Regions from separate parts of the Homo sapiens genome. Here region 1 is linked to region 2. Evidence: read pairs that join two places in POLR2A ChIA-PET (ENCODE). Cell type or tissue: K562. All regions are shown on one strand. Links, peaks and the distances in the headings refer to the core of each region. The heading gives the core; the rest is flanking DNA.

What was found. Peaks named below come from ENCODE experiments on the same cell type or tissue, not always from the same donor. Only the 100,000 strongest peaks of a DNase experiment are listed, where the experiment ranks them.
Region 1: POLR2A ChIA-PET joins it to region 2 with 6 read pairs; 1 of 35 experiments calls an interaction of 5 or more read pairs at or near these places.

What each region holds. Positions count from the first base shown.
Region 1 is chr1:204,858,755-204,861,665 of GRCh38, reverse strand. The region is part of intron 1 of NFASC (neurofascin); the gene reads right to left. Among named protein-coding and RNA genes, the nearest start is that of NFASC, 32 kb to the right of the region's middle. In K562, for the core only: a CTCF peak has its summit at 1,457; a DNase peak (open chromatin) is centred at 1,555; H3K27me3 peaks cover 444 bases.
Region 2 is chr1:204,349,562-204,352,472 of GRCh38, reverse strand. The region is part of intron 1 of PLEKHA6 (pleckstrin homology domain containing A6); the gene reads left to right. Among named protein-coding and RNA genes, the nearest start is that of PLEKHA6, 8.9 kb to the left of the region's middle. In K562, for the core only: no CTCF peak of the experiment used is centred there; a DNase peak (open chromatin) is centred at 1,367; H3K27me3 peaks cover 1,861 bases.

The DNA.
Region 1 (2,911 bases), core at 120-2,619, 510 kb before region 2:
TACAAAAAATTAGCCGGGCGTGGTGGCAGGAGCCTGTAGTCCCAGCTACTCGGGAGGCTGAGGCAGGAGAATGGCGTGAACCCTGAAGGCGGAGCTTGCAGTGAGCTGAGATCACGCCACTGCACTCCAGCTTGGGCAACAGAGCGAGACTCCGTCTCAAAAAAAAAGAAGTGAGATGAGTCTGGCAGTTCCTCAATAAGCCAAATGTTGAATTACCATATGACCCAGCAATTCCACTCCTAGGTATATACCCAGAAGAATTGAAAGCAAGTGCTCAGGTCAGGTGGAGTGGCTCATACCTATAATCCCAGCACTTTGGGAGGCCAAGGCAGGTGGATCAGTTGAGCTCAGGAGTTGCAGGCCAATCTGGGCAACATGGAGAAACCTCATCTCTACAAAAAATACAAAAATTAGCTGGGTGTGGTGGTGCATGCCTGTAGTCCCAGTTACTCAGGAGGTTGAGGTGGGAGGATTGCTTGTGCCCAGGAGGTCAAAGCTGCAGTGACAGATGATTGCACCACTGCACTCCAGCCTGGATGACAGAATGAGATCTTGTCTCCAAAAAAAAAAAAAAAAAAAAAAAAAAAGGAAAGCAAGTATTCAAACTAAAACTTGTACACAAAAATGTTCATAGCAACACTATTCACAATAGCTCAAAGGTAGAAAAAAAAACCCAAATGGTCCATCAATGGATGAATGGAGAAATAAAAATGTGCCATATATAGATAATTGAGTATTATTCAGCCACAAAAAGGAATGAAGAACTGATCCATGCTACAATGTGGATAAACCTTGAAGACATGATACTAAGTCCACAAAAGGCCATATATTATATGATTCCACTGACATGAAGTGTCCAGAATAGGCAAGTCTATAGAGAAAAAACTGATTAATGATTGCCAGGGGCTAAAGGGAAGAAAGAATGGGAAGTGACCACTTCATTGGTAGAGGGTTTCCTTTTGGGGTAATAAAAGTCTTAAGGAATTAGATAGTGGTGGTGGTTGCACAGCATTGTAAATGTACTAAATGCCACTGAATTGCATACTTTAAAACGGTAAATTTTAACCAATTTTATGTTAAGTGTATTTTACCTTTTTCCCCAAAGAAAAAAGAAGTGGGCAGAATTTCTGTGCTAAATTCTGCTAGGAGAGCTCTGGTATGGGAGAGCAGCAGCTGATGGCTCTGGTTGGCAGCTCTCACAGGCAGCAGTGTTGAGACCCTCACAGGTGGCAGACAAGTGAGGGTGGCACAGGGGACACTGGCCCACACTCCAGTGACAGTCAGCCCATGTGCCCTGACCTCTCACCACACCAAAACTTATCAGGCCTTTCATAAATGCTTTTTGATGAGGACTAGAGACAGGCATGTTGGAAAATGATCCCCTGCAGGGAGAAGCAGGAACAGTTCCTGAGATAAGCCAGAGGAAGACATTTCCAATACAGCTAGTTTTCTTGGTGACTCTAATCCCTGCCTGCAGTATCATGGCCATTTGATTACAACATCACTGCTATCTCTCCTGGGCCATCAGGGTGTGAGCCTGTAGGCTGGGAAGGAGCTGTCCCTTCCCTGAAGATAAGGCTCTTTTCTCCACTGGCAGCTGCTTGTCATGAGGGCAGCCCACGCCACACTCTTCTGCCGGGTAACCCCTCCCTTTCTTCCCTGATCCCCAAGGATGCTCACAGATGCTCCACGGCTATATCTGCACCCCCAGCTCAAGGCTTTATTAGGAAACCAACACATCAGGAAGGCAGCTGAGTTTGGTCTCCAACTGCCCAGTCCCCTTGGCGCCCTCCAGCTTAGGGGTATGTTTTCCTAATCTTTGTGCATGAGGATTTACAAACTCAGAGAAAAGACAAGACCCTTAGCAGCAATTACAAGACTAATAACATTAAGTCTTAAATGGTTATTTTAGGCCCAGATCCCTTACTAGTTGTTACAGCCAGTAAATTATGGGAGCAGTGAATTTTAATGTGCATAAAAAACAACTTTAAATATTCAATGGATTCCTTCAGTGCAGCTGCGGGACCCAAGACCCAGCCTCTGGGAAATATTGGTTTAGAGACCCAAGACCCAGTTGTTGTCTCAGACATCCTTCAGACCTGTCTCATGTTTTCCACAATATAGCACAGATAATTTACTGGGCACCCACTATGTGGCACTAAGGACAGAATCCCTGCCATGGAGCTTACAGTATAGTGAGGTACACAGACTTTCTGGTTGGCCATATGCTCCTGGCATCTTCCCATCCACTGAGGACAGGAGGAAGAGATGAAGGACCAACTGCTGTGGCCAATGATGAGCAGTCCCAAGGATGGTCCCATCTAGGGGCTAAGGCGGGGGAAGACCCTGCCCGGCTGCCTGGCTTGGGGGATCTCTCTGAGGACAGAAGCACCTGGCACAGTGAGCAGAGCATGGTTAGAAGTCAGTGCATTCGCCGAGGTGGGTGGATCACCTGAGGTCAGGAGTTCAAGACCAGCCTGGCCAACATGGCGAAACCCCGTCTCTACTAAGATTATAAAAATTAGCCAGGCGTGTTGGCATGCGCCTGTAATACCAGCTACCCAAGAGACTGAGGTAGGAGAATCGCTGGCACCCGGGAGGCAGAGGCTGCAGTGAGCCGAGACTGCGTCACTGCACTCCAGCCTGGGCGACAGAGCAAGACTCTGTCTCAAAAAAAAAAAAAAAAAGTCAGTGCATTCAACTGAATAGCGGAGGGCAAGAGACGGGTGGTAAAACCGGCTGTGAGATAAAGGAGTGCCCCGTGTGCTTCCACTAAAGCAAGATGCCTGGCGGTGGGGAATCAGTGAGATGGCCCCTCACTGGGGTCTTTCCAGAAAGAAGAGTCAGGGTTACGACCCCGGTGGGGAAGGAGCTGCCATGGCTGTTGGGAGCCCCAGAGCTCCTACACGGA
Region 2 (2,911 bases), core at 216-2,715:
GTCTCCGCAGCGGCAAGGAGTAAATGAAATAAAATAATATGAAGAAAACATGTGGCACTGGATAGTCTTTTTTTCTTTTTTCTTTTCTTTTTTTTTTTGAGACGGAGTCTCGCTCTGTGGCCCAGGCTGGAGTGCAGTGGTGCGATCTTGGCTCACTGCAACCTCTGCCTCCCAGGTTCAAGCAATTCTCCTGCCTCAGCCTCCTGAGTAGCTGGGATTACAAGGCATGCGCCACCATGCCGGGCTAATTTTGGTATTTTTAGTAGAGATGGGGTTTCACCATGTTGGCCAGGCTGGTCTCAAATTCCTGGCCTCAAGTGATCTGTCTGCCTTGGCCTCCGGAAGTGCTGGGGTTACAGGTGTGAGCCACCACACCTGGCCTAAATAATCTTTTTTTTTGAGACAAAGTCTCACTCTGTCACCCAGGCTGGAGTGCAGTGGCGAGATCTCGGCTCACTGCAACCTCCGCCTGCCAGGTTCAAACGATTCTCTTGCCTCAGCCTCCTGAGTAGTTGGGATTACAGACATGCACCACCACGCCTGGCTAATTTTTGTATTTTTAGTAGAGATGAGTTTTTACCATGTTGGGCATGGTGAAACTTAATAACTTAATAAAAGTTAAAAATGTCACCTTGAAACCAGGCCTGGGATTGGTTGGTGGGAGGAGCTTGGGGAGGGCAGGAGCTGAAGGAATTCCAGGAAGCTGGTCCCTACACAGCCTCACCCTGTCTCTGCTGGTTAGTACCTGTGCAGCCTTGAGTAAGTCCCTCACCTTCTCTAAGTCTCAGGCACTCTATCTGCGAAGTGAGGATAATATGATTGTTGTATGGCTCAATTGAGAAACTTCACACAAGTCACCTACAACATGCTAGGCACATAGTAAGTACTAGAAAATATTAGCTCTTCCTTATGATTTTTACCACCATATTTCACAGAGAGACCACATCTGCACGCTGACACACGCATGTTGCATATGTGTGGACTCCTGGATATGCTCAGGAAGGGCGGAGGGTGAGAGGGCCTGGGGTTAGGCTGAATGACAGCTGGCTGCTGCTCAGCCTGAGAAGCCTTCCTGGAGGTGAGGCGACCGGAACTCTGTAGAGAAGGTGGGAGGGGTCGGGTTCGGCTTGGGTGATGGAACTGGGGAGGACGGCTTGTGGTTCATGCCCAAGTTGGGGGAGCCTGCTTCATGGGAAACATGTCAAAGGGAAAGGTGGCCCCTGACAGCAGGAACTTAGTTATCTCAGGCACGTAGGCCACCTCCCCCCCGCCACACCCCACTCCCCCTGCCTGGGCCAGTCCTGCCAGCAGCATCCCAGCTGCTCGGTAGCCCGGCTGGTCCCCTGACCTTCCTAAGCAAGGCAGCCTGGCGGCCATGCTGGGTTGCCGTGGTAACTGGCGGCCTCCCAGCTGGGTTGCCCGGGTAACCGGTTAGCTGGCGTTCGGAGAGGAGGGTGGTGAGCTGGGGGAAGTCAGCCTCAAAAGAGGCAGAGAAGGACAAGGGCTGGACAAGGAGGAAGACAGATCCCAGATGCCCCCAGCACAGCCCTCTCCTCTCTCCCTCGTGGGACTGGGAAAGCCAGAAAAAGGCAGGTAGGAAAGAATGTTGTGCTGTTTCCGACCCTTTGTGTGTATGTTTTGCAGTGTGAGTCGTCTTGGCCTTCATGGGACGTTTAGGGGATTTGACAGGGCGGCTCAGGAGCTAACCCTGGCAGTGATAAAACCAGGGGCCATCCAAACCAAGACGTCAGTCCTGGTCCTCCCCCCGCCCCCATCTCCCAGACAATTTTACCTCTTTGAGCTTTGATTTCTTCATCTGTAAAATGGAGAGAACTTGGACCTCCAGAGCACACGTTTGGGAGCAGTGCCTGGCACCGTCAGCGGTGGGTTCCTTCCTCTCCTTCCATAGTGATTTTTGATTTGGTGGCTGCTTTCCAGCCTGTGAAGAGCTTGCACTAGAGGCCAACCCTGCTCTGAGCCCAGCCCTGCGGAGGGGATGGTGGTGGGATGGTTGGAATTCTTGACAAATTAGAGACATGGCTCTTACCTCAAGGAGTTTACCAGCTCACTCTGCTGAGGGCAGAACACAAGTTACACAGGTTGGAACATCTGCAAGAGCAAGAAAGGTTTTTTTATTTTTGTTTTTGTTTTTGAGACACGGTCTTACTCTGTCACCCATGCTGGAGTGTCCTGGTGACATCATAGCTCATTGCAGCCTTGACCTCCCTGGCTCAAGCCATCCTCCCACCTCAGCCTCCCAAGGAGCTGGGACTACACGTGCTTGCCACTGTGCCCAGCTAATTTTTGTATTTTTTGGTAGAGACGGTTTCACCATGTTGTCCAGGCTGGTCTTGAACTTCTGGGCTCAAGTGAGCCATCTGCCTCAGCTTCCCAAAGTGCTGGGATTACAGACATGAACCACTGCGCCTGGCCAGAATGTTTTAAAAGGAAGACATCGAAATTTTTGACTGCAACCAGTAGAAATACATTCCAGGAGCACATGCGTGTTACCCTTACTGTAAGTGGTGCATGTCATATTGCAGTCTTGTCTGGCCTATACATATTTATTTTTAAAGATAGTCTTCACCCTTCAACTTGCTTTCGCACTCACAGATGAGTCACTTCTTTCAGTGAAACACTGAGACAGCATGCGCACTAAGGCTCTTCAGGTATGTATAGGCCCTCCCCCACTGCTCTCACCTTCCAGGTGCCATCACCTGGGGCATCCTCGCCACTCTGATCTATGAAGTCAACGAGACTGAGAAGTCTCATGACTTGCCTAGGGCCAGAAGCAGCAAGTCCTGGAGCCAAGGCTCGAGCTGGGTCTCTGTTGCTCAGGTCCACAGCCCACCCTAACGCCTGCTGAATCTGCTGCCCAGTTTTATTCCTGCTGTGAGGAGAACTCAAGGAT